Linked DNA regions of Homo sapiens: region 1 is linked to region 2. The links are chromatin contacts, found by Hi-C in ENCODE. All regions are on one chromosome and are shown on one strand. Each heading gives the region's core, a stretch centred on a gene start or an enhancer-like site at or near the end of the contact. The rest is flanking DNA. Distances are from core to core; before and after follow the strand shown. Region 1 holds the start of APLP2 (amyloid beta precursor like protein 2). Region 2 overlaps FLI1 (Fli-1 proto-oncogene, ETS transcription factor).

The links. A loop is a pair of places that touch in the nucleus more often than their neighbours do. Pooled maps may share reads with other maps.
Region 1: a pooled map shows a loop between it and region 2 (4-fold over the local background). The contact joins the promoter of APLP2 here to the enhancer-like site in region 2. A Hi-C loop is called at or near these places in 4 of 50 pooled maps.

Annotation. Positions count from the first base shown.
Region 1 is chr11:130,068,551-130,073,734 of GRCh38, forward strand. It overlaps APLP2 (amyloid beta precursor like protein 2), which reads left to right and starts at 1,344. Exons shown (of 17, transcript NM_001142276.2): 1 at 1,344-1,532. The coding sequence starts at 1,428. LOC107984432 (a long non-coding RNA gene) reads right to left here and starts at 1,099. Exons shown (of 2, transcript XR_001748444.2): 1 at 914-1,099; 2 at 1-563. RefSeq lists enhancers at 35-535, 536-1,036 and silencers at 953-1,182, 1,573-1,702, 1,773-2,232.
Region 2 is chr11:128,710,157-128,715,052 of GRCh38, forward strand. The region is part of intron 1 of FLI1 (Fli-1 proto-oncogene, ETS transcription factor); the gene reads left to right. Among named protein-coding and RNA genes, the nearest start is that of SENCR, 17 kb to the left of the region's middle. Within about 2 kb of position 3,500, at least 3 of the 41 ENCODE cell types and tissues checked have a DNase peak (open chromatin) inside an H3K27ac peak, as active enhancers do.

The DNA.
Region 1 (5,184 bases), core at 94-2,593, 1.4 Mb after region 2:
TGCCACAGTGGGAAACATCCCTCTGAGCAATCAGAAGCGATATTTCAGCCGACTGAGCCGAGGAACAGTGAAAACGCTTCCAACAGGCAGATGTTGGGGAGAGGACATTGCAGGCGCAGAAGAGTGTTAGGAAGGGCTGTGAAATGGAAAGGTGTCGTCTTGGAGGAATCGGGCAGAGCCAGTTTACCCACAGGGAACTGGGCATGTAGGGGAGAGTGGTGCAGAATAAGGCTGGAAAATCCCGAGTTCTTACAGGCGCACTCGTCTACTCCGCGGACAGTCTCTTCCTTTCTATTGTCAGCGTCCTGGGGGTAGGGTTGTGTTATGCATTTAGTTGAACCTGAAGGGACTAGTCCAGGTCTCTCAGAAGGCAGTACCTAACTCACAGGCGACTGAAAGGAAACAAGGCCAGCGGAGCCCTGGCGGTGGCGAGGCTGTGCCAATTGCTAAATGGGGCAGCAGGACGTTTTTCTCTACTGAAGTGGCAATGCCGCGGAGCAGGAAGGCAGAGTAGCAGGTCTCCCGCTAGTGCGTCTCAACCGAAGAAGCGGCGTGATCTCTTCCTAAAACACACGAGGAAGGGGGCCTGGGCTGTGAGGCCGGCGTGGTTCTTGCACCCCTGGTCTCTATCCCTGCCTGGGCAACTGCTGGGAAGGAAGGGTCGGCAAGAGGCCTAAAGACCGGAGGCCAAGGGTGCGGAGCGCGGCCGGACTCAGAGGCGAGGACCCGGCGGAGAGGCCTGGGCGGAGCAGGGCGGGAGAGGCGCGCCCTGAGTAGGGCTCGGGGGAGGACGATGGCTGCCTCCTGCGGTCCTCCCCCTGCCTCGGGGGACGGCCCTTGGCAGACCGTCCCGGACTCCTAATTCATCCTGTTTTTAATAAAACCATTTCCAGAATCAAAAAGAGGGCGGTACCCAAAGGAGTCTGAAGAATGCCCAGCAGGGGCAGGGGAGCGGGGCGTGCCCGTATCGGGAGGCTGAAGGCTGACGGACCAGCGCAGCAGGGACAGATAACCGCGCCGGGGGGCGGAGGCCAGAGCCAGCCCCGCGCCCACAGGGTTGCGGCCCCAGACCCGCCGCGCGCACGCCCCCGCGCCTGGCGGCCACAGGGTCCGGAGCGGGGGCGGGGCCATCCGCGGCCGGGGGCGGGGCCGGGCGGGGGGCGCGCGGTTGGACCGGGCGGGAGGAGCAGGCTCTTCCATCTCCTGATTGGGTCTGGACCGCAAGGGGGCGGGGTCTTGAGGGGTTCTGCGGGCCGGCATTGGGAGCCGCAGAAGGAGGGCGTGGTAATATGAAGTCAGTTCCGGTTGGTGTAAAACCCCCGGGGCGGCGGCGAACTGGCTTTAGATGCTTCTGGGTCGCGGTGTGCTAAGCGAGGAGTCCGAGTGTGTGAGCTTGAGAGCCGCGCGCTAGAGCGACCCGGCGAGGGATGGCGGCCACCGGGACCGCGGCCGCCGCAGCCACGGGCAGGCTCCTGCTTCTGCTGCTGGTGGGGCTCACGGCGCCTGCCTTGGCGCTGGCCGGCTACATCGAGGTGGGGACCGGGCGAACGCCGGAGAGTCGTCTCCTTCGCCCGCCGGAGGAGCGCGGACTGCGGGCGGGCAGCGGGGTCCGCGGCAGGGCGGGCCGGCGGTGCGGCGCCGGGGGTCCGGCTCTGCGGCGGGTCTGGCGCGCCCTCCCCCGCCCGTCCCTGCTTGGCGCAGTGCTTAGCGCTGGAGGTCGGGCTGCCTCAGCCGCCGCAGAGGCCAAATGAAAGGCGTCGGGGCTGCTGGGGGCGGCCGTCCGCCTCGGCCGACCCAGCCCCCAACCCGCCCGCGGCGCCGCCACCTCCTCCGGGGACCCAGTGCCCCCGGGCGCCCGCCCCGCCCTCCCCCGGGACAATGCCAGGGCGCTCCTCTCCCGCCGGAGTCCGCGGCTGGGCTTTCTCCAGGGGCGGCCCCGCGCGGACCCCGTACGCTCCCTCGCGCGGCACCGGGGCCTCGGCTCCGGGCCTCCCACCTGCGAGCGGCGGGCTTCGCCTTTGTTGCCAGGTGGACGCGGCCCCGGCCTTCGCGCGCGGCAGGGATGCTGCGAGCCCCGGGGGAGCTCCCGCGCCAGGCCGCCCGCTGCTCCCTCTGCCGCCTGGGGCCGGGTCGCGGACGCGCATTTTTTAAGTGGCGCTGTTTGCCTGCGTCCGTAGACCGAGGAAACCCGCTCTGGGTGCGTTGACCGCTTTCGTGAGGGTTTCAGTGAGTAGGGAAGGTGCCCGCGAAGGCGTGTAAACTGTTGGAAAAATCGTCCTCTTCGGGTGTCAGAATTCCATCAGTGGTTGTGCTTCGAGGTCGCACCCTGAGCATCCCCGCTGCGAGAAAGGCGAAGCGGCAGGGCCGGGGGTTGGGGAGGCCGCGGGAGGGGGCGGGGGCGGCGGGGTCCGCGGTGCGGGCCGGAGCGGGCAGCCTTGGAGGAGCCCTGCTGTGGCCGAGGGAGACGGCGAGCTTGATCTTTACTTCCCTTCTCGAAGTGGTGCTTGAACTGCTGGTCTGGAATGTGTAGTTCTGGTGTCGTTTATTTCTTCTCCCTCTTCGCTCTTTTAAAAATTACAACTGGTTTCTGCATACTTAGCTAATTTCAGAGAGACCTGAAGACTGGATTTGATTGGGCATTAATTGAGAGCTTTCTTTTAAAGACCTCAGGTTTAGAATATATTTACTTCTACAGAATGTTCAAGTATTTCCACGGGTAAAAATAAATCTAATAAAAAGCCTCTCTGATGGAACGGCTTAACACCTTTGTATTCATCCAGTTTAAAGCTTTGTGACTGTGAGGGTAAGAAAGGAGTTCAGCTTTAAAGAGAAATAGTTAACGTTTATCTACAGAGGATTTTGGATTGCGATTGTTTCAGTGTGTCCACACAATGGTCAGAGTTGTATCTGTGATCCCTGATATGTCGCATGAAAACAGCTAGGTGAGTGAGATGGGAAGAAAAAATAAAGGCTTTCGTATGGAAGATGGGACTTCACTAGTGGGTCGGGTGTCAGAAACCATCGTTCACACTCGCACTCCACTTCCCACTGCTATGACTAATTTGAGGCATTAGTGAATTCACAGTAGAAGACTCAGCAGTTTTAAAGAATTCGTTAATACTTGTGTAGCGGGAAAAAATAATATGAGAATTCATTGTTGTGTGTTAAATTTGATTGTTAGCCACAGCGTTGTTCAGTTGAAAAGTATGGTTGAAGAAAGTAGGAATTAAACATTTCTGAAAAATGGTTTTATGGTAACTCCTGTTCTTTGGAGCTGTATTTTTGCTCACACTTACTAAATGATCTTTCAAGGGGCCTTTTGTCAAGCTATCAGAATTTTATTCATATGAATATAATTTGATTTTGTTTATTTGCTGTCAGGCAAGGGACTGTCGAAGCTTAATTTAGATGAGAGTGGCCTAAATCAGGATGTCTTTGGGAAGGCCCTGATTGAGATTAGCGAAAGGGATTCTGGCCAAATCCCTGATCAAGTTGCTTGGCACAGAATTATTGATTGGCAAATCTTTAGTGTTGCTTGGTGTTGACTGAATTAATCTCTTACACCTGTTTAAAAAGAAAAAGCTCACCTCTGGACTCAGGGTCACTTCCTCTCTTAAATCCGAGACAAGTTCTCCTGTGTGCATGCTCCCATTTGGGACTGAGACAGTATTGTGCTGAAACCCCGCATACTGTGCAGTGGATGACTAGGCTCCTGAGAACCGGAACTTGAGTTTGTTCTGTCACATTTGAAAGAAAGAAGGCCATTTGATTGCCAGTTTTCTGGAAACTCAAACCCAAATTAAAGGATGTCAACTGAGGCAGAGTAGAGAAGGCTTTGTGTTGGTGTTTCTGACAGGTGGTATGGGAGATGTGTAATTGTACCTTGGAGAGAAACCTTGGTGTGCTTCTGATAGGAATATCGTCTTTTTTTTTTTTTTTTTTTTGATACGGAGTCTCGCTCTGTCCCAGGCTGGAGTGCAATGGTGGGATCTCTGGGCTCACTGCAACTTCCGCCTTCCGAGTTCAAGCGATTCTCCTGCCTCAGACTCCCAAGTAGCTGGGATTGCAGGCGCCTGCCACCACGCCCAGCTAATTTTTGTATTTTTAGTAGAGACAGGGTTTCACCATGTTGGCCAGGCTGGTCTGGAACACCTGATCTCAGGTGATCCACCTGCCTCGGCCTCCCAAAGTGCTGGGATTACAGGCGTGAGCCACAGCGCCCGGCCCGTTATTTTTATCATAACTATGTTTTAAAAATCTTTTGATAAATACGATAAACTTCAGTTTTATCAATTAGTTCCTCCTTTTGTAGAGGGAATTTGTTTTACCATCTAAAGCCAGGCTTTCCCAGGGTGTAGCCACAAGCCACATGTGGTTATTGAGTCTGTAGGGTGACTAGTGTGAATGAGGAGTGAATTTTTCATTTTATTTAATTTTAATTAATTTAAGTTTACATTTAAAATCTGATTCAGTGGTTGGAAAACTTTTAACTGAAATAATTTGGTTATGCGAATTTACTTTTAAACTGTACATTTTATGAAATCTAAATGTAGATCAAGTATTTCCTATGAAAATTTAGCTTCTGAATTGAGATGTACTGGAAGTGTAACATACACATCAGATTTTGAAGATTTAATACAGAAGAATTAAAATCTCAATTTTTGTATTGACTAAATTGAAACAATACTTTAGACATGGGCTAAATAAAACATTAAAATTAATTTCACTTGTTTCTTTTCACTCTAATATGGTTCCTAGAAAATTTAATACTATGTATGTGGCTCACATTGTATTTCTGTTAGATGGTGCTGATTTAAAATTTTGCTTAAAGTTGGTCCTGCATATGTTTTTATTAGCAGAATTTTTTAATATGTTCCTATATTTTTCCACATAAAGTCTTGCTGGAAGTTGGCCCAACATGCTCTTAAGTATTTTTGTTAGAACAATTTTGAATGTGTTGATTTTTAAACTTTTTCAATTAAAAATGTTTTACTTAGAAATAACTTTAATCACCAGGCGCGGTGGCTCACGCCTGTAATCCTAGCACTTTGGGAGGCCGAGGTGGGTGGATCACGAGGTCAGGAGTTCGAGACCAGCCTGAGCAACATGGTGAAACTCCGTCTCTACTAAAAATACAAAAATTAGCTGGGCGAGATGGCGTGCGCCTGTAATCCCAGCTACTCA
Region 2 (4,896 bases), core at 2,250-4,749:
ACTGCACAACCAAGTATGATTATGTGACCAGAAGTGAAGGGAAGGAGAACATTTGCCCATATTCTACCCACACTGAAGTAGCTCAAAAATGAAGAGATGAAGAAAGGAAAATGGAGTTGACCATTTCCATTTAAGTGCTCATTCAGACATTTAGTATTAAAATGATGAACTTCTTTTGCAATCTTTTTATTGAACGCATTGAACTAGGTATTAGGGTGTTATCCTTGGCCAACAGAATTGGGATTTCAAAGTTCATGAGGCCGAACATTGAACTGCTCAAACACTAGTCTGTAGTTCCTAGGGACCACAATCTAGCTAAGATCAGCCCTACTGCTTTTTCTCCATGACAACAAATCACCACCAAGACCGAGATGCTGTATTGAAAGAGCATGCTGTGTTTTTCCACACTAACACCACAGAGTGAAGGTAAAGAGATTAGAGAGCATCTCAAATTTATATTTCAAATTATGAAGAACATCTGACACAATGAAAGCAAATGCAGCCTTGCAGAAAATTTATTTGTCTATCTTTGTGATGTTGGATTGTATAAAGGGTTTGGACATACTCATTGTCCTACCACCTTAACTACATAAAAAAATATAATCTCTTCAGCTACTAAGTTTCTGATTTTGCATTTGATATGGGAGCAATAGTATTTTATTGGGCTACACAAGGTTCCAAAATCTCTCTTTTGAAGATATTCATGTGTAGGAAACTCTGTAACAGATATAGCTCTTGCACAATTTTTAGGAGAAGAGATTTGGGAAACTTTATCAGTTTTTCTCAACCTTTTTAACTCTATCTTAAAGTCCAAGGAAAGTGAAAGATTAAGAAAACTTTCCTTATCAGGGCTGTCCAACAGAACTTTCTACAAACATGGAAATGTCCTGTTCTGCACTGTTCACTATGGTAGCCACTGTACTCTCTATTTGAGTGGCTATTGAGTATTTGAAATATGGCTAGAGAAAGGAAATGTAAAATTGTGTTCTTTTTTCATTAAGTCAATTAAGTTTAATTAGTTGATTAATCTAATTAATTAAATATGGTTAGAAGCTACCATAGTGGGCAGTACAAGACTGCATCATTCAAGTTAAAAACATCATCTTGAAATCTGAATTCAGTCAGAGGGGCATATTTACACGGATTATTTTGATCTGAGTCAGCAATGTGTTGTCCACATGGAGACTAACACTTCCATTTATTCTTATGACTAACATTAAAGCAAAGCAAAATGAAAAGTGAATGTTCAGCATTATCATGTTGGCCTGGGGCTGGAGCTAAGTTTTCTATCCCGTCTCCTGGCTTCATCATCAATTCTCTGCTGACCTTTAAGAATGTAATACTTTATTTCCCTTTTATCAAATGAGGGCATTTGGAATTTATCAAAAGGATAGTCACGAATCATGATCGAATGTTTATTGGGCTTATCAAAGAAAGGTATGGGCTTTGCCCTATACCTTTTCATTGAAAAATAATCTTGGCCAAAAGGAATCCCTATTATACATAATGGCGATTTCAGTTTCTCCATTTGCAAAATACTGGCATTGTACTTGCTTATTTTTAAGGTCATTTTTAGCTCTAATGCTTTATGCCACCATGAAAATATGATTTCCTATTAGGTAGAGCTCCATACTATTAACAGATGGTTTGCTTTTCTAGTTCCCAGATCCCTATAACCGTTTGTAATATTTCTTCTTAAGTATAAATGTGAACAAAGCACTTTAATTTAGCAAATAACCAGCTAAAGTGGTAGTCTTTGTCTTTTTTTAAAAAAATTTTATTTTAAAACTTACTAGTTAGACTGGTAGTCCTTGAAAGCCAATTTCTCTCCAATGAGTATTCCCTAGGTTTGTATTCAACACAGTTTGGTCGTTTGTCCTCTCCAAATCTCATGTTGAAGTATGATTCGCAGTGTTGGAGGTGGGGCCTGGTGGGAGGTGATTAGATCATGGGGGGCAGATCCCTGGTGAAGGAATTAGTGTCATCTCTGGGCGAGAAGTGAGTTCTGGCTCAGTTAGCTCGCCTGAGATCTGGTTGTTAAAAGAGTCTGGGACCTCCTCCTTCTCTCTCTTGCTCCTGCTCTTGCTATGTGACACGCTGGCTCCCCATTCACTTTCCACCACAATTGTATGCTTTCTGAGGCCTCATCAGAAGCAGATGCTGGCACCATGCTTTCTGTACAGCCTGCAGAACCATGAGCACCATGAGCCAAATAAACCTCTTTTCTTTATAAATTACCTAGCCTCAGATATTCCGTTATAGCTACAGAAAATGGATTAAGCTAGTGCTGTTCTATGGTACACTGTATTAGTCTGTTTTCACATTGCTGGTAAAGATATACCCGAGATGGGGCAATTTATAAAAGAAAGAAAGAGGTTTATTGGACTTACAGTTCCACATGGCTAGGGAGGCTTCACAATCATGGCGGAAGGCAAGGAGGAGAAAGTCACACCTTACACGGATGGCAGCAGGCAAAAAGAGAGCTTGTTTAAAAACCATCAGATGTCATGAAACCCATTCACTATCATGAGAACAGCACAGGAAAGACCCACCCCCAGAATTCAATCATCTCCCACCAGGTCCCTCCCGCAACATGTGGGAGTTATGGGAGCTTTGGGTGGGGACACAGAGCCAAAACATATCATACACTTTCCAAAGATCTATATCCTTGATATCCTGAGACATGAAGCAATTTCTCTCTACCCTTCATACTTCTCACCCATGGATAATAGAAATATATTGCCTGCTACACCTCCTGTGGTTTTAGAATCACTGTGAGGAATAAATACCCCAGGCTTTCTCATGGGGAGATCTGACTTCATTACTGAGGTCTCGCTAATGAGCAGACCTATAGCAGCTTTTTCTTTGGAAGTCTTCAGGTACACATCATTGCGAAGGTCAATCCTGTGTCCATCACTGAATGGCATAAATTTGTGAGGTGAACTGTTTAAAACAAAGATGGGCAGACTCCTCTCAGAAAATGAGGCCATGTTCCTAGAGGTCCAACTCTATGTAATGGTCTTAGGGGTGATGAAGCACTGTAGTCCTGCTTCTCACTCATACCTGCCCTCCAGAAAGGATAAAATTATAAATGTCCAATTAGAGTCTTTATTAGTCTCTTCCTATGTAGAATTTATCAATAGTTTGACAGTTCTGCAGCTCATGCATTTTCAGAAAAATCCTTCTTCAGTTTAAAACATTCCACCATTGTTTTTTGTTGTTGTTTTTTCAAATTGCATTGGGAAGAAGGTAAGGAGTATGTATAGAATACAATTCTGTGAACAAAGTGAGTGAGTTACTTGCTCCTTGAGGGCAGAAACTCTGGCCATTTGTCCTCAAGTCCTCAGTGCCTGACACATATCCATGTATTAATTGAGCTGCTTCTATGTGCCAGGTGCTGGAGTACAGCAGTAAAGCAGACAGGTATAGTTCCTCCTTGGACAGAGGTAATAGTCAAGGCAAAAAAAAAAAACAGTTATTGAGCTTGTTGTTATAAGTGCAAAGGGTTCTATGAAAGGGGAAGTATGGGGTGCCTCGGGAGGGCACAACGTGGGGACCTAACCTAGTCTCAGAGGTCAAAGGCTTCCTTAAGGAAGTGACATTTAGGCCGAACCCTGAAAGATAAGCCTCGGAGTCAGTATGAAAGAGAACAGGCCTTCCAATAAGTCTTTACTGGATGAGTGAATGAATGAAATGGCCACCCGGGGCATTGCTAAATTAAGTACCTTGAGCTTAGTCATCCTAACCATAGTCCCCCCAGGCATTATCTGTGTGGCCATAAGCCATTTTCTTAGCCACTCTCTTCTTCAGTAAAGGCAAGTAGAGTGTAATGAAGAATACTGTGAGAGGACAATTACCTTAGAAGGCATTATCAGACTAATGTTTTACTGAGTGCATAGAGTACATATCTATAGGTTAATATGCCTTTACTATGCAATGCATCCAGAAATTTCAAAGTCAAGAAGATTCTAGGAGGCTGAATTCCACCTTTAGAAATCTCAGCTATGAAAGCTCTGGGTTTCAACTTGATATAACTCTTCACTGGCCAGAAAAAAAAAAAAAAAAAAAAACGGCAACTCTTTGGCAAATAGAGCTCTGGAAGATGCGCTGGCTGGCGCCGACATAAACTGCTATCCTGATCTCCATCAAAGATGTGGGCCTTCTCATGCTGCAGTTTCCTCAACTGCAGAACAGGGAGATTCTTCCAATGATAATTTTACCTCGAAGTGATGTTGTAATAAAGATGGTGGTAAAAGCATTTTGCAAGACCAAAAAAAGAAACACCTACTAAACAGGCATGCTGTCTATATCTGGTGTTTGTTAGAATTTCTGAGGAAACCCTCTGGTCTAAGATTCTAGAGAGTCTACAGAGGTTGATAACTGGGATTGGCTTTTAAGATCTTTTCTGGAATGGCTGTTCCCTTTACCTCATTATTACTTTAAACAACTTTGGCAGGAGATATCAGTAATGCCAATAACAATAATGATGATGATGATGATGGTTACTGAGTAGTTACTGATGAGCCCAGCACTGTGCTAAACACTTGAAGGACCTTTTTTTTTTTTTTTTTTTGACAGAGTCTTGCTCTGTCACCAGGCTGGAGTGCAGTGGTGTAATCTCAGCTCACAGCAACCTCCGCCTCCCAGGTTCAAGCAATTCTCCTGCCTCAGCCTTCCGTGTAGCTTGGACTACAGGCACGCACCACCACGCCCAGCTAATTTTTGTATTTTTAGTAGAGACGGGGTTTCACCATGTTGGCCGGAATGGTCTCAATCTCTTGACCTCGTCATCCGCCAGCCTCAGCCTCCCAAAGTGCTGGGATGACAGGGGTGAGCTACCGCACCCGGCCCTTGAAGGCATTTTAGCACTTGACTTCCACCACAGCCCCAAGGAAT